Regions from separate parts of the Homo sapiens genome. Here regions 2 and 3 are each linked to region 1. A link is a loop called in an ENCODE intact Hi-C map of the cell type or tissue named here. Cell type or tissue: gastrocnemius medialis. All regions are shown on one strand. Links, peaks and the distances in the headings refer to the core of each region. The heading gives the core; the rest is flanking DNA.

Evidence for each region. Hi-C counts contacts between places; a loop is a spot of excess contacts. Peaks named below come from ENCODE experiments on the same cell type or tissue, not always from the same donor. Only the 100,000 strongest peaks of a DNase experiment are listed, where the experiment ranks them.
Region 2: it touches region 1 in a loop (4-fold over the local background); 6 of 110 quality-filtered maps call a loop at or near these places.
Region 3: it touches region 1 in a loop (14-fold over the local background); 6 of 110 quality-filtered maps call a loop at or near these places.

What each region holds. Positions count from the first base shown.
Region 1 is chr2:97,866,039-97,873,582 of GRCh38, reverse strand. The region is part of intron 4 of TMEM131 (transmembrane protein 131); the gene reads left to right. Among named protein-coding and RNA genes, the nearest start is that of TMEM131, 130 kb to the left of the region's middle. In gastrocnemius medialis, for the core only: no CTCF peak of the experiment used is centred there; DNase peaks (open chromatin) are centred at 2,952, 3,022 and 3,982; H3K4me3 peaks cover 685 bases; H3K27ac peaks cover 4,000 bases.
Region 2 is chr2:98,172,155-98,179,698 of GRCh38, reverse strand. All of the region lies in intron 8 of VWA3B (von Willebrand factor A domain containing 3B), which reads right to left. Among named protein-coding and RNA genes, the nearest start is that of VWA3B, 89 kb to the right of the region's middle. In gastrocnemius medialis, for the core only: a CTCF peak has its summit at 3,660; no DNase peak of the experiment used is centred there.
Region 3 is chr2:98,158,430-98,165,973 of GRCh38, reverse strand. It overlaps VWA3B (von Willebrand factor A domain containing 3B), which reads right to left. Exons shown (of 28, transcript NM_144992.5): 8 at 2,998-3,123. Among named protein-coding and RNA genes, the nearest start is that of VWA3B, 75 kb to the right of the region's middle. RefSeq lists an enhancer at 2,448-2,994. In gastrocnemius medialis, for the core only: no CTCF peak of the experiment used is centred there; DNase peaks (open chromatin) are centred at 1,513, 3,103, 4,563, 5,203 and 1 weaker place; H3K27ac peaks cover 4,000 bases.

The DNA.
Region 1 (7,544 bases), core at 1,783-5,782:
GGCTGCAGAACAGCAAAGATTGCTGCCTGATCATTCCTCTGGAAGCTTCTTCCCAGAGGGGCACCTGCCAAATGCCAGCTAGAGCTCTCCTGTATGAGGTGTCTGTTGGCCCCTACTGGGAGTTTTCTCCCAGTGAGGATACACGGCGGTCAGGGACCCACTTGAGGAGGCAGTCTGACCTTCAGCAGAGCTCGAACGCTGTGCTGGGAGGTCCACTGCTCTCTTCAGAGCTGCCAGGCAGGGATGTTTAAGTCTGCTGAAGCTTCGGCCACAGCTGCCCCTTTCCCCAGGTGCTCTGTCCCAGGGAGCTGGGGATTTATCTATAAGTCCCTGACTGGGGCTGCTGCCTTTTTTTCAGAGATGCCCTGCCCAGAGAAGAGAAATCTGGCAGTCTGGCCACAGCGGCCGTGCTGAGCTGCAGTGGGCTCTGCCCAGTTCGAACTTCCCCGTGACTTGTGACTTTGTTTACACTGTGATTGTAAAACCACCTACTCAAGCCTTAGCAATGGCGGACGCCCCTCCCCCCACCAAGCTCCATTGTCACAGGTTGACCTCAGACTGCTTCTGTGCTGGCAGCGAGAACTTCAAGCCAGTGAATCTTAGTTTGCTGGGCTCCATGGGGGTGGGACCCACTGAGCCAGGCCACTTGGGTCCCTGGCTTCAGCACCCCTTTCCAGGGGAGTGAATGGTTCTGTCTTGCTGGTGTTCCAGGTGCCAATGGGGTATGGAAAAAAAAGAACTCATGAAGTTAGTTCGGTGACTGCCCAAACGGCCGCCCAGTTTTGTGCTTGAAACCCAGGGCCCTGGTGGGGTAGGCACCGGAGGGAATCTCCTGGTTTGCAGCTTGCAGAGACCATGGGACAAGCGCAGTATCTGTGCCAGAGTTCCTCAGGTTCAGTCCCTGACAGCTTCCTTTGGGTAGAAGAGAAAATTCCCTGACCCCTTGTGCTTCACAGATGAGGTGATGCCCCACCCTGCTTCGGCTCGCCCTCCGTGGGCTGTACCCACTGTCTAACCAGTCCCAGTTGGAAATGTAGAAGTCACCCGCCTTCTGCATCCATCTCGCTGGGAGCCGCAGACTGGAGCTGTTCCTGTTCGGCCATCTTGCCAGCAATTGGTTTTTATTGCGGTTGGGGAGCAAGGCTGGAGTGGGTTTGCATGATTGGAACTTCTCACTAGCTCCGAGAGAGAAGGGCTTTTTGATTGGCTTGCCCAGGTTTGGGGCTAAAGGTAAAGGGGCATCATTGGGGCTTGAAAACTATCAACAGTTGAATATCAAAAATGGAGTTAGAGTCTTTCTAACTCATGGCATCTTCTAAAAAGTATCAGGCCCTTCAGGAAGGGTGCATCTAGAATTTCCCTTGCTTCTTTCTTGACCCCAGTGCTGACTCCTGTCATTACCCTGATCATTCCTACTCTCCTGTAGAATTTGTTTCACAATAAACAGATCAAATTAGCTTTCTTTGTTTTCAGACTTTTTGTTTAAATTTATTCTTTAAGCCTACCTGTATTCTCTCTGCCCTTCCTCCCTTTCCCTCCCCCTCTTTTCTTTTCCCCCTTTCTCTCCTCTTCTCTCCTTGTAACAATCCCATGGGGCAATCTAGACACCACTGGCTCCCCTCCCATTCTCCACTCCCCCCCCGACCCCATTTTTATGCCAGTGCTGTTAAATGTTTTTCTGTTTCCATAGCAACTCCTATAATTACCTGATGGATTCTTCCTGCCTGCTATACAGACAAAACCAGTTCACTGAGACCATGGTATTGCAATAAAGAGTTTTACTAACATGAGGCCAGCCACACAGGAGATAGAGTTATTACTCAAATCAGTCTCCCTGAAGGCTTGGAGATTAGGGTTTTACAAGGATAGTTTTGTGGGCAGGGGGCTAGGGAATGAGGAATGTTGATTGGTTGAGGATGGAATCATAGGGATGTGGAATATGGTCCTCCTGCTCTGAGTCAGCCTTTGGGTGGGGGCCACAGGACCGGTTGAGTCAGCCAGTTGTCAGAAATGCAAACATCTGAAAGGATCTCTCAAAAGACCAACCTTAGGTTCTGTAGTAGTAATGCTTCCTACAGGAGTGATTGGGAAATTTAGAAACCTTATGATCTCCCAGACAATGTCCGGTTATCTCAGGCCCCTCTGATAACCCTAACCTCATGGCTTTTCATTAGTTTTCAGAAGCAGTTTCGTTTTGGGAAAGGTTATTATCATCCTTGCTTTAATGTTAAACTATAAACTAAATTCCTCCCAAAGTTAGCTTTGCCTGTTCCCAGAAATGACAAAGGACAGCTTGGAGGTCAGAAGCAAGATGGCGTCAACTATGTCAGATTTCTCTTACTGTTCTAATTTTGCAAAGGCAGTTTCACTCCAGACATTCATTGCAGGCTGTAAAAGATGCTTTGGGTAGAAACTTGGTTTACTAAAATCTTTGGCTTATATAATTATTACATTCAGAAAATCTTGATTTCAGATCTGAAGGTTAAAGTAGGTACTTCATGGCTATAAAAAAAATGGACGTTGAATAGACTATTGCTAAAAATAGATGTCTTTATTGTCAAGATAAATTTAGTTTATGAAAGGCATTTTTCTCTGATGACTTTTTGGTATTCCAAGAAAATCAAATAGGCCCCCTAAAGGGATACTTGGTGCCTCTTAGCTTTTCAATTCCTACCTACCCAATCTTTCCATAAAAGATTTTACATCAACTCCCCAGCTCAGCCTTCAATCTAAAATGTTTTTGAAAGGAGGATAGTAGTATTTTGCGGTAATTGAGTGGTACAAAGTACTGCATATTGATTTGACCCGACTTCCTGCCCAAAACTATGCTTAACAGAGTGCTGTGTCACTGTCATTCATAAGGTCTGCCTCAGGGCAGTTGCTAAGCCATTTCTTCAGCTGTTTCCTGGCACTGCAGTGTCATCTTTCTGTGGTGTAGGAAACTTGCCCTTGACCACAAAATTGCAGTTTACTTTCCAAGCTAGTCTCTAATTCATAGCTGCTGCTTTCTAATTCTTTTGAGCCTCAGACTATTCGAAAATATGGACAGTTCGTAGTTCTGCTGCAGCAGCACAGAGAACAGCTGTATGCCTGCTTCAGCTTGGTTTATAAATACCTCACACTGTCCCTTTTGGCCCTACTTCTGTCTTTGGACAGCCAGTAATGGAAACAAACAGGACCAGCACTGGCAGGCATTTGGAAATCTTTGTTTTATTTTTAAATTTTACCTGTTCAGCCAAGTAGTCATATATCCTGCTTATGATAGGCAGAATTCTAAGATAGACCAGAATTCTAAAAATTTCTGGCCTCTAATGTACCTGTACATACATTCTCCCAATTATTCAATCAAACACCAATCTAGGTGTTGCTATAGAGGATTTTGAAACTGTAACTAAGGCCCCAAATCAATTGACCTTTGAGATAGATTTTTTTTGGGTGAGCCTGACCTAATCCACGAACCTTTAAAATCTGGCTTTAGCAATCAGAAACAGAAATGTCAGGTATTTGAGGTAAGGGAGATATTGGATGCAAGAGAGTTTCTTCGTGCTGCTTTTGAAAATGGTAGGGTCATATGGCAAAAGACTGAAAGCAACCCGAATTTTATCAACAACCAGAATGAACTTAAAAGAACTTTGAGCTTCAGATGAGGACACATCTTGCTGACACCTGCATTTCCTTGTGAGACCTCGAGCAGATAAACCAGGCATTCTTACAGAATTGTAAGATAATGAACGGGCATTGCTTTAAGCCTCAAAGTTTGTGGTAATTTGTTACATAGTATAGAAAAGCAACACATTGTGAGTTTACAAATGGTCATGTACTTTCCATGGTCTAGATTCTGCTCATGTCACCAAAGGAACGGAGGATGGTGAGGAGGAAGGCAAGCTGTTCACAGACCTATGAGGTCTGTGAGCAAGTCTGTCCAAGGAGTGCCCGCTCCCTTTGCTTCCTGTGGTGTGGACTGCCCAGAGCTAGAGGCAGCCTGCCCTGTTTGAGCACGCAACGACTAAAATAGCCTGCTGATGTCCTTCCTGACAGCTTCCCTCTGTTCTTGTTACTCCAAGCTACTTTGAACAACATAAGTAGATGACTCATCTCCTCTGAGCAAGGGTTCATTCATTTCTATGGGATGTGGCCCATGCCTTTCCTCTTTGATCCCTGGAAGAAAGGGCAGGGCCAGCCTCAGAAGCATTGCAGATCAAGCATTCTGATCCACTCCTGCTTCCAGGCTCCTAGCACTTCCACACTTGTCTCTTTTCCCCACAGCCCTCTCCTGCAGGAGGCCACCTCCAATCCTGTCTTCTTGAAGGATACCCCAAATTACCTGTCCATTATGTATCCTGTCTTCTTTATCTTAGCTGAGATTGATTGTACTAAAGTTACACAAGGAAAAACATTGAGAAGGAATTCACAGGGATGTGCATGAATGGTTGCCAGTTAGCCTGAAGTCTATTTGAATTGTAAAAGCATTTTTTTTCTTAAGAAAGCATACAGTTGGTGAACTTTCAGGATGCAAGGAGGATGTTTTTATTTCTGTGCGCTGTTGTTTTCTACGTAAATGTCTATATGAAGCTTGAGGAAGAAGACTTTTATCTTCTATATTGTATCGATTGAGCTTCCTGCAGTATCGTGGCTGTAGTTTGAGGCCCCTTGTGGTTTGTACCCATTTCCCTAATTGTTTCATGGTGTCGTAACCCCACCTGGGATTGATGAGCCTGTCATTTAAAGGATCTGAGTCTCCACGGAGGCAAGAGGAATTCAACAATTTGAGTGCTTCTTGGTTTGAGGAGTTCTACTGTCTAACTCCAAATATGTTCTTACAGACCTTTTCTGGATACCTATCTATCACTGCCTCAGGACCCAAACCCTGTTCCCACTTTTTGTTGTTGTTGTTGTTCTGAACTGTTAGGCCACAGAATGATTGTGGACCTCATAATGTGCAATCTACAGAACGTCAGCCACAGAATGATTTTTGGCCAGGATTTTGCTTCCCTGGGTAAAGCAGAGAAACTCTCCTGTGGGATCCTACCTCTCCAGTGCAGTCTGTGGGCACGGCTTTCCTAGTTAGTAAAAAAAATAAAGTAACTAGCATGATGATAGACTTTAACTCTATCAATAATTGCATTAAATATACATAATCTAAACACATCAATTAAGAGACCAAGATTGTCACATTGAATAAAAAAGCGAGACACAACTAGCAGAAAACCTACATATATGTGTGTGTGTGTATATATATAAAGACATAGACAATATTTTATATATAGATAGATAGATAGATAGACATAGACAAGTTAAAAATAAAAGGATGGAAAAGATATTACCATGTAAACACTAACCAAAAGAACCGTGAAAGGGCTGTGTTAATTTGGACAAAGTAAACTTCAGAACAAGCACTATTACTGGGAATAAAGGGGGATATTACATAAATATAGAGGGGTTAATTTAGATACACAAAAATAACAACTCGAAATATGCATGCATCTAACAATGGAGCTTCCGAATACTTGAAGCAAATATACCCTTAGGGCATGGGATTTTAAGAATGGAGTAAGGAGCTCAATGGACCACCTCAACAGACAGTACTTTAACTAATGAGAATTATTTTTTAAAAAGTTATTAAAGTTGCAGGAAATTATTCATTCAAAAAAATGTTGTAAATCTTCATAAGAACAGTGGCAGTCTCTGGCATTTGGGCTACAACCTATTCTATTATGCTCCCCACCACATACCCCTCAAGCCCCAGCTCCTTGTTATAGAAGCTCCCTCTAACCCCAGTTTATACTCTGGGACTGCAGTTTCACCCTGAGAAGGGAGGGCTGCTAGCATTTCTCATCATCTCCAACTTTATGTTGCAGAAGTTCTATTTCAGGCACATTTCAGAAAGGACTGGGTCTCTCTTCACCCACCCCACTCTAGGACAGATGCTGTATCCCAGATGCAGCAGGCCTGAAACCTGGGGAACCCAATCTTGCTCACCTCACTAGTAGGATAAGTTCCACACTAGGAAGAGCAAGCTGAGAAGACCAGGGTCTACCACCCCTTCCCCAGTGACCACTACTTGTACAGCAGGGCATCACTAGGGGAAAAGCATATCAGACAACACAGACTTTAAAACCAAAAAGTTACTACAAATAAAGATGGACATTTTATGATTACAAAAGGGTCAATCCAGGGAGATATAACAATTATAAACATATATATATATAACTAATAACAGAGACTCACCCAAAATATATGAAGCAAAACTGCCAGAACTGAAGGGAGAAATACACAATGCGACAGTAATAATGACAGTCTTCAGTATCCCCATTTTCAATAATGGCTATACCATCTAGGCAGAAGATAAAGATATAGAAGACTTGGAAAAAGTATAAACCAACTTGACTTGTAGACATCTGTAGAACACCATGCTCAACAACAGAATACTTATTCAGCTCAGGCATATGTAGAATGTTCTCCAAGATAGACCATATGCTAATCCATAATACAAACACTAGTAATTTTAAATGGATTTAAACAATACAGGCTGAACATTCCTAATCTGAAAATCCAAAATGCTCCAAAATCTGAATTTTTTTGTGTGCCAACATGATGCTCAAAGGAAATGCTTATTGAAGAATTGCAGATTCTCAGATTAGGGTTGCTTAACTGATAAGTGTAATGCAGATATTTCAAAATCTGAAAAAATCTGAAATTCAAAACACTCATGGTTCCAAGCATTTCAGGTAAGAGGGATACTCGTCCTGTACAAAGTATGTTCTCTGTCTTAATTTTCTACTGAAATAAATTGGAAATCAAAAAAGTCTTGGGATAATAAACATACTCCTTAATAATCAGTGAATCGAATAAATCAAAAGGGAAATTAGAAAATACTTCGAGATGAACAAAAACAAAACATATCAAAACTTACGGGATGCAGCAAAAACATTGCTGGGAAGGAAACATATACACACCAAAATATCTCAAATCAGAAACTTAACCTTCTCCCTAAAAAAACTAGCAAAAGAGCCAACTAAAGCAAACAGAAATAATAAAAACTAGAGGAAATAAATAAAATACAGAATAGAAAAACATAACAAAATCAACAAAACCAAAAGTTGGTTCTTTGAAAAGATCGAATTGTCAAACCTTTAGCTATACTGACCAGGGAATAAACAGAAAAGACTCAAATTACTAAAATCAGGAATGTAGGAGGTGACATTACTGTCAACTTTATAGAAAGAAGATTACAGGGCAATTTTATGAACAACTGTATGCTAATTCATTAACTTAGTTGAAATGGACAGATTTCCGGAAAGACCCAAAATACACAAACTGACTCACGGAGAAATAGAAAATCTGAATAGACTTATAACAAGTGAAATGTTTGCATTAGTCATTTAAAAACTTGCCAGAAAGTGGCTGGGCACGGCGGCTCACGCCTGTAATCCCTGCACTTTGGGAGGCGAGGCAGGCGGATCACGAGGTCAGGAGATCGAGACCATCCTGGCTAACGGTGAAACCCCACGTCTACTAAAGATACAACAAAAATTAGCCAGGCG
Region 2 (7,544 bases), core at 1,385-5,384, 310 kb before region 1:
AGAAAGGAAGAGAAAGAAAGAAAGAAAAGAAAGAGAAAAAAGAGAAAGAAAGGAAGAAAGGAAGGAAGGTAGGTCACGTGAAAATGCTCTGTAATGTGGTGGAAAGAGAAGTGATGAGGTGGAGGCGATCAACACGCGAAGGCTAGGAGGCTGCCTCCCCTGAAGCCCCTTTGTTACCTTGGTGAGTGTGTCCTGACTCACAGCCTGGCTTTCCACCCTGCAGGCTCAGAAACCTCATGTGCCCTATCTAGGACAACTCACCTTAGCTTCACAGGGAAAAGAATAACCACAATGCCAATTGCCTAAACATCTCCAGCCTCAGGCACATTCTCGTGGTGTTTTCCAGAGGTAATCTACACTGAGAAGACTGTGTTATGTTACCTGAGCGGGACAAGCCAGCATATCACACAAGCAGAAAACTATTTTTCCAGATGACTCGAAACTTGGAACAGCACCTAAGGGAGAATGAGCTACTCAGGGGTGGACACAAAGGAGGGGTGAGGAACTGTGAAGCTGAGGAGGCACTGGTGTCTGGAGCTGGCTGTGCACATCTCCCAACTCCATGCTGGGCGATGGCCGCTTGGTAGGATGAAAGAGACCATGGTGGGAGTATTTATGGAATCTGGAAATCAGCACATGCTACACATCGGGGCTTTTTTCATTCCCGGGAGTGGGTTGTTAAACATTTGCACACCACTGGAAGGAAGGCAGAAAGGACCCTGAGATTTTGGCCCCACTGGGACCACGGGAGCCCTACGAAGACGCAGAAGGGGTTCCTGGCAGGGAAATGTTTTTTTCTAACATGAACTATCACGTAGGATGTCCACCAGCGCTATAGAGTTTTGTTTAACTCCACTTACATTAATGGCTCTCAACCTTTCACAGTGGCATCCCCTGAGGAGCTTTAAAAAAAATACTGATGCCTGAGTCCCATCCACTAGATTCTATTTTAACTGGTTTGGGAGTGTGGCCTGGACATTGGGATTTTACAAAGCTCCCCAGGCAACTGTATTGTGCAGCCAAGCTTTGCCACTGGCTTAAGGTGGAAAGGGCTTCTCAGTTATGACTTGGTAACCCCATCAGCTGATGCTTCCATCAGACACACATGCAAGTGAAGTACTATTAATTAAAAAGTAGCACTCACTGTTAGGGAAACAAAAATATGACCCAGGCTTTCCTATTACTATATTTAAGGGGATATAGAATTAGGATAAGATGGGAAGACATAAATCATGTTAGAGCCAATTCCTTCTGTATAATGTGTAAAGGACCTGCCCATTAATGCTTCATGAGACCCATGTCCTTGAATTTTAATAGAACACCATTGAAAGAATTCACTCTGAAACCTACTAGAGTGGGGACTTCTCAAAGAAGCTTGTTCTGGATTTTGAACTTTAAACCAACCTTGCATCAAAAGCCCCTCAGAGCAGCATCCCCGACACCTGGAGCTGGCTTTTCCATGAATCACAAAACATTTTTTCACGCTTCTCCGGGAGCTCAAGCCAGAGGCTTCTCAGAGCTCCGAGTCCCTGGGGTTCGCCTGCACACTCTCTCCCATCACAAAGAAGCAGCAAAAAGAGGATGCCGCCATTTCTGTCAGGGAGATCAGCCTCCTTGGAGAAACCCTTGGGGTGACATTTTCTTCAATTATTATTAATTATATTCCCATTCATTGTGTTTCTGCTTAGGAAGACCTTTCCTTTTCTCCTCTCCCTTTTTTTTCCTGATCAATAGGTGCAGTAGGAAATTAAATTTTCATTCAATTATTTCCATAGCAACACACACCTTATTATACCCTTCTGCTCTGTTTTGGGCTGCCTTCTTTTAAAAAAGTTAAGAGCCCTCTATCAAGTATAAATTCAAGTGTACCACAGAACTTCCTAAAAACACATTCGAACCAATCCTCGCAAGGGTTTTGAAAGAGTCAGAGACTAACTTCTGACTCCAACTTCACAGTGGACCAGGCGGTGCAGTCCTGAGGGCAGGATTCAGGCTCCCAATTACCATCTGAAAAGGGGGTTCAGGCAAGCCGCCAGAGCCACCTGAACTTTCATAGAGGAAAGAAAGGATGACCAAGCAATCAAAACCAAAGAACCCAGGCACTCTAAAGCTAAAGAAAGGAGAAAAAAAAAAAGGAGGGAAATCTTTTAACTTCCAGTGCTAATTACACCAATTAGTGGCTGAGTCTCATTTTCCTGGGAGGGGCAGGGAAGGGCATCATCCATTCACTAGCGTCACTTACTAAGGGGTCCTTTCCTTTTCCCTGCAGTTATCTTAATTAAAAATGTTACATGAATTCTCACCCACAGAGAATTCATTTATTATAGAAGTATGAGCTCACAGCTAATCCTGATTACATGGCTTTCCTATTCCACAGGACAGATTGCTAAAGATGTTCTTTCTGTTATGAGAAGGGAGCACATCTATGCCACAGAATTGACCAGCCCTGTCCTCCCCATCCCACTTGTCAATCTCAGAACATTTTTCAATGAAAAAGACCTACTGGGAAAATGCTTTTGAAAACCATCCCTGCTATAGCCAGGGCCACACACAAATAGATAAATTGGGCATAGGTATCAGTGCCCACTCCTCTTCCTGTCCCTCATCCACCCACCCTCCAGGTTCAGCTCCAGAGGGGCTCACAGCCATCAGGGATTTCTCACCACCATAACTCTCTTCTCCCAGCCTCCTCCACTGAATGTTACTTGCCTGGCACCTCATTCCTGCCACGCTAGCCCCACATGCCTTTCAGGGGGGCTGTCAGCGTATGAATAAACTGGAACTCTAGACCAAGTCTGATGTTTCCAAGAGTGGGTCCCACAGAAACTGCTTCCACTGCATGTCAGTGGCTTCTACTCAGGAAGAGGGCTCCTTAGACAAAAAGTTTGGGGAGCTTGAAAGGAAAGTTTCAAAGGATTCTTGATCACAGGACTTCTGTAAGACTTTCTTAGGGGAATGGGCAGTGGGGCTTACCACAAGCAAGATTCCCAAAGCTATTTAGCCCCAGAGTCTTTCTGCATAGAACATTTTAGAGGGCTTGTATTTGAGAGACCATAACCCCTGTGATCATGGGTGCCATGAGACAATGAACAAACTCTTGGCCACCACATGGGGAGTGGTACAGGAAAAGAATGCTGTGAATTAGCTGAAAAGGAAGGCAGAAGGAAAGAAGGAAGGAGGGAGGAAGAGAAAGAAGGGAGGGAGGGGAAGACCGAAGAAGGGAAGGAAGGAAGGAAGGAGGGAGGGAGGGAGGGAGATGTTTGGTATAATATGGAACAATTGAGATTAGGAAGTGAGACAGGATTGATGGAGTTAAGGAAATTTAGACTGAGTGACCTGAAATTCACATGTTAAGTGGTGATGATGAGGGAGGGAGGGAGGAAAGGAGGGAAAGATAGAAGGGAGGGAGGGAGGGAAGGGAGGACAGAAGAAAGGAAGGAAGGAAGGGAGGGGAGAAAAGAAGGAAGGAAACCAGAATTGAGGACAGCTGGGAAAGGAGGGAGAAACATAACAACTGTCAGGAAAAGAAATGTGGTCTCGCCTGCTGGTGAGATGAGTGAGGTTTCAGCCCTGTGAGCCGGTTCAGCATGGAGCAGCTGCAAGGGCTGTGGGTTCTCTGAAGGTAAGATGAAGCCCATCCCAATCTGAGATCCGGGAGCCAGGTGGCGACAGTGTGGTGTGAGAGAGAAGCTCGTCTCTGAGCAGTCAAGCCCTTTGCTGCAGTTGCTAACTAAACCTGCTGTCAACCTACACTTGCTAAAGTACCATGCAATAAGCATATCTGCCTGGCACTGCAGGGGAGCCAAGAAATGGGGAGGAGGGAATGAAGGAGATGGAGGATGGTAACCCACCAACATTCTACCAAACGGATTCATTGTGGAGATCAGGTAAATGTTCTCTGGAGCACCCCACGGGCTTTCAACAGCTTGATTATAATGTGTCTAGGTGTGGGTGTCTTTTATCCTACATGGAATCCATTTTGCTTCTTGGATGGGTAAATTAATGTTTTCATCAAATGTAGGGAGTTTCCAGCCCTTACATCTTCAAATATTCTTTCTCTCTCTCCCCCATCCTTTGGGGACTCCCATTGTTCACATGTTGTTATGTTTATGGTATGCCATTGGTCTCTAAGACTCTGTTTGGTTTTTTTCATTCTTTATTCCTTTTGTTCTTCAGACTGGGTAACCTCAATTGAGCTATCTAAAAATTCATTGGTTTGTTCTGCTTTCTCAAATCGGGGTGTTGAACCCCTCTAGTCAGTTCCTCATTTCAATACTTTGTACTCCAGAACTTTTTTCAACTACAGAATTTCTATTTGCTTCTTAAATAAAATTTCTCTCATTATTGATATCTCTAATTGGTAAGACAGTGTTCTTATACTTCCTATGTTCTTTAGACATAGTTTCCTGTAGTTCTTTGACATATTTAAAATCGCTTATTTAATATCTTTATCTAGTAAGGTCAATGTCTGGGCTTCCTCCTGGACATGGACAGTTTCCTCATGGACAATTCCCTCATGGACAGTTCCTATGGATTGCTTTTTTTCCTTTGTATGGTCCATACTTTATTTCTTTGCATGCCTCATTTTTGTTGTTGTTGACAACTGGACATTTTAAATAATAAAATGCAGCAACTCTGGAAATCAGATTCTCCCACCTGCCCAGAGTTTGTTGTGATTTGGTGGTTGTTTGTTTATCACTCCTGAATTCTGTAAAATCTGCATTCTTTATCATTTGTAGCCACTGGAGTCTCTGCTCAGTTAACTCAGTGGTCAGCTAATAATTGAACAGAGATTTCCTTAAATCTTTTGGACTATTCCTTGCTGAGGAGCTGTGTGTGTATCAGGCCACACTTTCCATGCTGTAGCAGTTAACAACTCTCCCTCAGCCTTTACTTCCTGCTTGTGCAGAGCCTCAGGGTCAGCCCAAGATGAGAGCTTAGGGCCCTCCTGAGTCTTTTTTTGAACATATGCATAGCCTGGGCATGCCCACAGCCCTGTGCATGTGCCTGCCTGGGCTATGCATGATAGATTCCCAGGAATACCTCAGAGCTTTGGAAAGACCAATGGACATCCCATTCCCCAGTTTTTCATCTTAAGTGTTTTGGTTTACCTCTTGTTTGTCCTGACTGTTATCTACAACCTTAGTCAGCCACAAAATTAATCAATCACCTCTCATTGTTTTTGACAACGGTTCCCAGGGAAAAGGCTTTTCCCACTGAGGAAGAACTGAGTGAAGTCAAATAAAGAAAGCTTTGTAACTGGGGTCTTCCAGAGAGCCAGTGAACAGGTCACATAATGAGAATTATCTGGAAATGAAGCTTTGAAGGAACTCCAACCCCATCCTGCCCCCTCCAGTGGCTGTGAGCCTGTGGTTTCCACTGTGATCACAAACTGTTCGTTTTTAAGGTTAGTGAGGAGCTGGAGCTGGGGAATGTGAATAGGACTAGCTAAAATGCCACCAGCTCACTATTCTTACTGAGATTTAATTATTTTTCTTGAATAAACACTTCCCAGATTGCTGCACACCTTGGGTTAATTTCTAGAGTTATGAAAAAGGTTGATTCTGATAAGGTCCTTATGCCTTCTATGAAGGAGAAGTTTTGAAGGTCCTTAACTCTGCCATTTTTGCCCAGGTATTTTTGGTGTTTCCATAATTAGGGGTCCAAATACACGAAATATAATTCCTCAATAGATTTGTTGTGCTTTTCCACAGTCATTTTTTTTTTCTTTTGAGACAGAGTCTCGCTCTGTCGCCCAGGCTGGAGTGCAGTGGTGCGATCTGGGCTCACTGCAGCCTCCGCCTCCCGAGTTCAAGCAATTCTCCTTTCCTCAGCCTCCCGAGTAGCTGGGACTACAGGCGCCCGCCACTACACCCAGCTAATTTTTGTATTTTTAGTAAAGATGGGATTTCACAGTGTTGGCCAGAATGGTCTCCATCTCTTGACCTCGTGATCCACCCACCTCGGCCTCCCAAAGTACTGGGATTACAGGCGTGAGCCACTGGCGCCCAGCCCTCCACAGTCATTTTTTAACAACATGATTTTTAACATTGACATTTCACCATACCTGTATCGCATTCCAGTATCTTTCCCAAGTTATATGTATAGCATCTACAAAATGCTAATCGACCAATTCTCCCAAATTTGGGGAGAAAATTTTCAGCAATTAATCTTGAATCATGGGAGAATTACATGGTATTTTTCTGCAAATGTTTGCCATGTGTGCTTTTTGTCTGGAAAATGCGAAGCTCAGTGCCCATTGGAAAATACATATTTGAGTAAGCACAGTCTTGGTCCTTTCTGGCATTCTCACTTGTTGCTTATCAATCAACCTTGTCAAAGTTCACTTGACTCTACACAGAGCTCTACATATATAAAGGCATTCTGAAGAAAATGTGAGTTCTGGGAAGAAATATTATTTTATCCTTTGCCTTGCCTGAAGTGTGAACACTTTGACAAGTGTGTCATTCGCTTCTGGTTGCATAAGAAACCAGCTGCGCCCTGCCCCAGATCTCTTCTGCAGCCTTCTTTGAGCAAAAAGGGAAGACACTCTTGAAAAGATAAACATGTACAAGTACTCTGTAAATTAGCTTGTTCTGCTCTCAAATTGCAAGTCATCCTGTTGGTAAAATAGTCTTCATCTAGTACACTTATTAAACATCTAGCATTGGTGCAGAACAGAAAACTCAGATGATATGTTCACCTCTGTGGCTATCAGAGTCCAAAAAACTAGGGGTCAAAGATTCAGAAACATGGGGTTCCTGCTTGATATGTCTATATTTATCTTTATACCAAGAATGTTCACTTCACCCCAATAGTGTATCTGAATTCTCCACCTACATAGTCAATTGCGTCCTTTATTTCTCTACCGGGCTCTCAAGGATTCTTCAGTCTCAATAGGTTCAAACAAAATGTGTCATTCCCCACCCTGACCCAGTTCTCCTCCAGCATTCTCTCAGTGTAGTGGACGACACCATATCCATCTAGGAGCTTACTTTTGACACCTCCATCTCCCCCACCCCCAAGTCCTATTGATGCGGAAGTGCTGGGAAGGGAAGAGCTGGTCCCTTTAAACGATATGGAAGTGGGGAAGGAAAGTGCTGGGTACAGGAAGGGTGTGGACCCTGGCTAGGGTTCCACCCCCATGGACCTAGGTGGGGACATGCGTTTCTGTTTTCCTGCCCAAATGTTGCATTTCCCAAGACCAACCTGGCCTGTCACGCCCCCATTCTGTGCAGAGACAGAAGCAGCTGGACATCGAGAGGAGCATATCGGAGGAGGAACACACAGGTGGCTGGATGTCGGGAGGAACGCACCGGCATGCCAGCAGGCCCCTGGCCAGCAGGCCCCTGACCAGCAGAATGACGCAGAGTTTGGCTGGGGCAGTCAGAGGAGAGCCCAGGCTGCCAAGCCGCCTGACTCCAGGGGAAAACCATCACCCTTCTAGCTCCCCTATCTGCTGAAAGCTAATTCCACTCAATAAAACCTGGCACTCATTCTCCAAGCCCACGTGTGATCCGATTCTTCTGGTACACCAAGGCAAG
Region 3 (7,544 bases), core at 1,385-5,384, 290 kb before region 1:
TTCAGGCCACACACTCCCCGAAACAAATGCCTTAGCAGCAGGCTCCCCATTCTCTTTGCCGGGCGGAGGTGCTGGGTTTGGCCTGGGTCCCCTGCTTGGTGTTCATTTTGTTCATCTGCAGGATGACAGGGGACCATCTGGGTTTTCGAGTGGGTGTCACTACATGTGAGCAGCTCCTCCAGACAAGCCTATTAGGTCCCTCTCAGGAACACCCAGGGAGCCAACCCTGGCAATGCAACCACAGCAACCAGTGCCCTAAGCCCAGGTCAGGACACCCAGTCACAGGAAAAAGCCACAGTCACCAGGAATTTATCAAGTCACACAGCAGGCTTGCCCATGCCTCAACCTCTCTCTCCCTCTACACAAGTCCCCATCCCCATTTCTCCTCTAACTGCATCCCTTTCCCAGCCGGCCTGACCTCCCTGCCCTCTGCCCTCTGCACCTCTGTAACCCAGGAGGCACTGCAGCCTGGCAGTGGTTCCAAAATTAGCTGCACACTAGGATCACCCGGGGAGCTTTCAAAAGTCCCAATGTCATCCCATAGGGATTAAATCAGGATGATTTAATCAGACATCCTGATTACATGTCCGGTGGGTGGGAAGCAGATATCAGTATTTTTACTGGTGGACTAGGTTTTGAATCTAGGCTTCATCATCTCATTAGCTGTGTAGCCTTGGGCAAGTTACTGAAGCCAAAACGGAGATAATACTAGCAGTAGCACCTGTCTCTTAAGATTGTAGCAAATATGAAATGAGCTAACGCTCATAAGGAGCCTTAAACAGTGCCTGATGTGTAAGGTATGTGCGTCCACCAGGTGTGCCCCAAAGGAAACCAGCACCTTACAGAGGAAAGGCCATGCAGGAGAATCCGTGTACCAACTCCCCTAATTGTGAAAGGGCAAAGAATGCGCTGACATCAAGTCCCTGCTTGGTGTGGAGCATGCATCATTGTATTTTGTCTGTACAGTGGTTCCTCAGCATCAAGATTATGATAGTCGTTGTGCAGAAGAATAAGGCTAAAAGAGACAAACTCAGGTGGGTCTAGTGATGGAGCTGGGATTTATAACCAGGTCTTTCTCACCCCCAAACTCATGTCCATTGTTATGAAAAATGCTTTGGTTTATAAGAAAAAAAGGGAGAAAATATTTTGTGTAGTCTCAATGTCTTTCACTAGTAAAAATGCAGTGAGGTTGTTTGTATGGTGCAGTTGTGGGGCTGGAACCCATCAAACACCAAGAAGTGCTTTCATTTACTCAGAATAGGGTAGGTGCTAATTAAATCATGGAAACCAACATCAAGATGAGTACAGCCTCACTGCTAATATTTTTTTGTAAAAGTTTAGGCAGGAAAGTTGCTGTTCTGCATTTTGGGTTCAAAATCAGACTACGTTTGCTAGCTATGTGACCATGGCCAATGACTTAATCGCTCTGTAATTCAGTTTCCTCACCTGTCAGTTGGAGATAATAAGAAACTCCCTCATAGAGTTATGAGGCTTAAATGAGCTAAATATAGGCCTACCCCTCAGGGCAGCACCTGACACATAGTATGTGCCCATTCAGTGGTCATATTGCTGTTACTACCATTTAGGGAATGCAAATCAGTCTTCCAAACTCCAAAGTTTCAAGTGGCTATTCCAAATTAGATAGAAGAGTGTTAGGTGAATATCAGAAATGCAACTGGATTTTAATAATTTCTTTTTAATATTAATAACTCAAACCCCCATTCACACTACTCCTTCCAAGTAAACATTCCACACTTTTTCCCCAGCCTGTGTCCCCTTCTGCCGCAAGGTCCTGGACCCTGCTCAAAGAAAACTGATTTAGGCCTTCCTGTAGGCATCTGAGAGCAAGTCAGATGGTTGCCTGCACAGACACAGACAGCGTGGATGGGATTTTGTCTGCAGGCAAGGGTCAAGGCTGGCCGAGCCGATCACTGAGCTCTCCTGCTCCTCCTCCCTGGAAGAGCACCGGCAACTCGACAGTCTCCCCTTGCCCAGCCTTCAGCCAGGCTCCTCTGAATGCTCTTCTCAGCGAGGCCTCAACCTTTGCACTTCTATGCTCATCTCTGCATCGCCTGATTTTAGCAAAAAGCCTAAGTCAGTGTAGCCAGAATGCCCCACCCTCAGTATCTGATCGCTTTGCTATCTGATCCACATCCTCGTTCCCACCGTCCCCCAGGCGACATCTGATCACACTGGCCTCTCTCCTGAAAGAATCCTGTCAAGTTGGTTTAGCGAGAAGCCCCCCTGCCCTTAACATCTCCTCTTAATAATTTTCCATCCACTGGCGTCCCCCTGACCTTGGCTATGAATCCCCACTTGTCCATGTTGTACTCAGAATTGAGCCCAGTTTTATACAGAGGTCTGGTTTTCCTTAGTATACAAGAGTTTGTCAAGAATCTGTTTTGTTATTGTTATTGTTGTTGTTGTTGTTGTTTTTGAGACAGAGTCTCTCTCCATTGCTAGGCTGGAGTGCAGTGGCACGATCTCGGCTCACTGTGATCTCTGCCTCCCGGGTTCAAGCCATTCTCCTGCCTCAGCCTCCTGAGTAGCTGGGATTACAGGCACGGGCCACCACACCCAGCTAATTTTTGTATTTTCAGTAGAGACGGGGTTTCACCATGTTGGCCAGGATGGTCTCGATCTCCTGACCTCGTGATCCACCCGCCTCGGCCTCCCAAAGTGCTGGGGTAACAGGTGTGAGCCACCGCGCCCGGCCCAAGCATCTGTTTTTACCACTTTACTGTCCAGCTCTGGGTACTGACAATCTCCACATATGCACACATGTGAGCACGTGGGCACACACACACACACATGTCCATGCATGTGTGTTCAGCCCCCTCCCCACCCCTCACCCCACACAGCTCTGGCTGCTCTCCTCAGCAGCCCCTCGCAGCTGGGCTCTGGAGCTTCTCTGGTCAGGAACATGGAAGCAGCCCCTGGTCCCCAGCTAGTAACATTTATGAATCTTTTACACCAGTGACCAGAAATAGCACCAACCGCAGTCCACAGTGGCCACGTCGGGCTTGGGAGGCTCGGCCACCAGCCTCTGGATCTGGGCCAGCGTGCTGCAGGCTTCCTCCATCTCTTGCCAAACGAGAAACACGTCCTCTCTGACTCCAGCTCCTAAAAGGGGAGACACAGCATGAGCGGCCGGCTGAGACAGGCCCAGGAATGTGGCAGCCCGCCTAGCAGGCCTGACGCATTGCAGCCAAGTTTCTGGAACATTTCTGAACATCAAATTCCGCTTCCCCCACTAATCTCTTTCTGAGAATCAGAACTGAAATCCCCAAGGAAGTGATATCATCTCAAGAAATCATAAATGCAGACTTTAGGATACAATAAATCCTTCTAAAGTAAATGTTTGTAGCAGCCAGAATATTTAAAATGAATTATTGATAATACCCAAATAAGATAGGAATAAAAACATTCAAAAGCACCTCACACAAGCCAGGGTCACCGCTGCGAGGAGGGGAAATGCAATGGAATGTTGTGAAAGCAACAACCCCTAATCCTTTCGCCATGTAGCCAAGGTGTCCTGCTTCTTTGAAACCACAGGTATAATATTTCCCCCAATGTAATAGTGATTGCCTGGTCTCCTTTTCTGGACCTCTACTGTCTCAGTTAAGGGATAGGTTTGACTCTATAACACTTTTTTAAAATGACATGGCACCATTAATTTAGATATTTATGTCTTTCAATCAATCGAAGTTCATGCCAAGGAGAGTGGTTTAGGGCTGGGATACAGGCTCTGCCTTCATCGAGATCCAGGCTCTAACAGATCAGCAGTTTCTAGATGTTGGGGCGGGTGGGCCGGGGGGAAATGGATGTGCACTCTGTGGTGTGCCATGCAGAGGTGCACGGTGAGAGGTCCTGTCCTGCTACCTTAACTGTATCAAAGTCAAGGTCCCAGCCATGCTGTGGTACTATGTTACTATGGGGGAAAGTGGGTAAAGAATAGATGGGCAGGCTGGGCACGGTGGCATACGCCTGTAATCCTGTAAAACTTTGGGAGGCCGAGGCGGGCAGATCAATGGAGGTCAGGAGTTCGAGACCAGGCTGGCCAACATGGTGAAACCCCGTCTCTACTAAAAATACAAAAATTAGCTGAGCGTGGTGGCCCGTGCCTGTAATCCCAGCTACTCAGGAGGCTGAGACAGGAGAATCACTTGAACTGGGGAGGCGGAGGCTGCAGTGAGCTGAGATCACACCACTGCACTCCAGCTCAGGAGACAGAGTGAGACTCCAGCCCAGGAGACAGAATGAGACTCCATCTTGAAATAAATAAATAAATAGATAAATAGATAAATAATAGATGGGCATCTCCCTGTATCACTTATTACCACTGCCTGTGAATCTATAATTATCTCAAAATAAAAAGGTTAATTTTTAAAATCTTGAAAACAGATCCACACTCTTTCTATCCTGCTCCTCGGTCATCTCAGCACATCCTTCTGTCTTCAGCCACCTTATGATTCAACATGGTGTCCTTAGTGCCAAGCAGCACGTCCTGAGCAGCAGGGCCACTGGGAGGACACAGAAGCACACCCCCTGATGGAGTCAGTTCCTTCGAGGCACCCTGCCCAGAAGGCCCACCCCACAGCTTCATTACTTAGCCACTGCCAGAATGGCATCACGCAGCCCCATCTGGCAGCAAGGGAAATTGAGAAATGCTTTTAGGCTGGGTATACTGCAACCCTAAGTAAAATTGGGGCTACAGCCTAAGGAGCAAGGGAGTGTATCTGGGTGGCAACTGGCAGTCCCTGCCCCTTGGCTGAGACATGTTCTGTCACCAAATACACCGAAAAGCCCCTTCCTCCCACTTCCCAAGTCTGCATGATAATTAACTGATGCCCAATATCCCACAATCACAGATGATGAGAGACCACCCTCCAGTCTACGGGGCACCCCAGGAGACTCATCCACCCGGGGCCAAAGGACTGATCCTAAGCCAACAAGGCAGACTAGGGCAGACCAGAGTTGATGTTTCTGAATTTTAAAATATAGTCAAGAAGGGTAGGGCAGAAAAAAGGGACATCAAAGTTCTAGCCTCTTGAAGTGGGACAAATCAAGTGAGAGAGTATTAATAGCTATGTTCCTAAAGGGGCAAGTGACAAGCCCTGACAGAGACGGACGGCTACCATGGCTCTGTGGCCATCAACAGCCTAGGAAGTGAAATCTGATGTGTCCTGAGCTCCATGTTGAAAATCCAAAAATAACACAGGCTGCTGCCAAATGCGAACCTTAAGCCCACAGGCCCTCTGAACGCTGTAAAATCAAGACAGACTGCCAGCTGCTTGCTTCAGCCTGGAGGTGTTAAGTAGCAGGAGTCTCTTAAAAGTTTCAAATGAGTCAAGGCTTTCCTCTAGACTTGTCAATAATATCTTAAGAGGGAGTACACCACAGGGCAGGGTCAAAGGAGAAAGTTCCGAGGAAACCCAGTCGGCTCTTGGTCATCCAGGGACAGGGAAATGTGTCTCTGGGACAGCAGTGACCGGGACGTGCTCCCTGTGCAGGCAGTATCTAGGATTATCACTACCCCAGTCTAGTGATCGTGATGAAGCAGCTACAGACTGCTATGTCGGTGATCAGAGAGCAACACAAGTCCATCTGATTTGCTTTGCTTAAAAACAAAAGAAAAGAAAACAAAACAAAACAAAAAAACAGTGAAAAAGAAAGCTACAGAACAGTAAAAGCATCATGACAATGCACAGGTTTTATTTCAAGTTATTCCTCACACAGTAAGGAAGCACTGCCAGTTTTATCAAGGTCACTTTTAAGGACTTAGTTGGGATCTCAGATAGCCACAGCCGAGGGACAGAGCCCCATTGGGGATGGAAGACGATGGGGGCACAGGAAACCCCGCTGTTCAGACCTCCGTGAATTTGAAATTCTCCAGGCTACACCAGGGAGGAGATGAAACAGCAGGAAGCTGTATGTATCTTTATGTATCTTTTTTTTTTTTTTTTAATGGATTCTTGCTCTGTCGCCCAGGCTGGAGTGCAGTAGCACGATCTAGGCTCACTGCAACCTCTGCCTCCCAGGTTAAAGCGATTCTTGTGCCTCAGCCTCCCGAATAGCTGGGATCACCACCACACCTGGCTAATTTTTGTATTTTTTTAGTAGAGATGGGGTTTCACCATGTTGGACAGGCTGGTCTTGAACTCCCTGACCTCAGGTGATCCACCCGCCTCAGCCTCCCAAAGTGCTGAGATTACAGGCATGAGCCACCGTGCCCAACCAAAGCTGTATGTATCTTGACTGTCAAGGTGGAAGCCAACTAAGGTCTGCCTGACAACAGAAGCTGGATACGGTTCCTAATGGAGTCATTCAGGAGACCTAGTGGATTCTCCAACCAGAATGCATGCCTGCCCAATCCCCCGCCTTGCATGACTGCTGCCCTCCCAGACACCTGGTAACAATTTGAAGGCCGGGCGCAGTGGCTCACATCTGTAATCTCAGCACTTTGGGAGGCCTAGGCAGGAGGATCACCTGAGGTCTGGTGTTTGAGACCAGCCTGGCTAACATGGTGAAACTCCGTCTCTACTAAAAATACAAAAATGAGCCGGGTGTGGTGGCAGGTGCCTGTAATCCCAGCTACTCAGGAGGCTGAGGCAGGAGAATCTCTTGAACCTGGGAAGCAGAGGTTGCAGAGAGCCATTGCACTCCAGCCTGGGTGACAGAGAAAGACTGCATCTCAAAAACAAACAAAAAAACCAAACCAAAACAAAACAAAAAAACAATTTGCAGGCTCGTGTTAAAATGCTAACATACCTGGGAGCAATGTCACAGTCTGCTGCTGTTTTTCATTAGCACCTAGTATTGACTTCTCAGACTGGCTAGTTTGACAAATAAAATGAGACTCAGGACAGGAAGTTTTGATGTCAAGGAGAAAAGTCCACAGGATACCTGCTGCCAAATGCCATTTCCCTGTCCAATCTTCCACATCTCACCTACAGGATAAAACCCAGTTGCCAGAGTCCAGTTCATTAATACGGTCATTTGGCAAGTATGTGTTGAGCATCTCCTCTGTAGTGGGTGGGTCCTATTGGTGCTGGGGATGCAGTGACCAGGGCCCAGCTCCCTGGGCTGGCATTGAGGTCAGGGTTCAAAGCTCCCATGACACTCCTCTAACACTCTGCACCATGAACCCGGTCAGAGCACTGTCCTCTCAGCCCTGTCCTCTGTATCAGAGGACTGAGCCCTCCGCTGCACCCACCCCGTCCCACCCTTCACTGAAGACATAGTCTTGACTCCACCACCCCCAGGAAACGGTGAGCTGCCTCCTACTCCCCCTTCTCAGTCCCGTGGAATGAACCAGGGCACCACTAGACTCCATCCTCTTGCTGCCAGGACACGCTCGGGCCGCACCATTAGTGAACCTGTCCATGTGTGCATTTCAGTTCCTGGCTGCCTGTCACTCAACCTCCAATTCCCAAGAACACAAAGAACTAGAAGCCTGTGATGGTGACATCATTCTGTGCATGACCTTGAGTCCAGTCTAATTTAAGTCAGCCTTCCATGAACCCAGTGCTTATTTTTAGTAG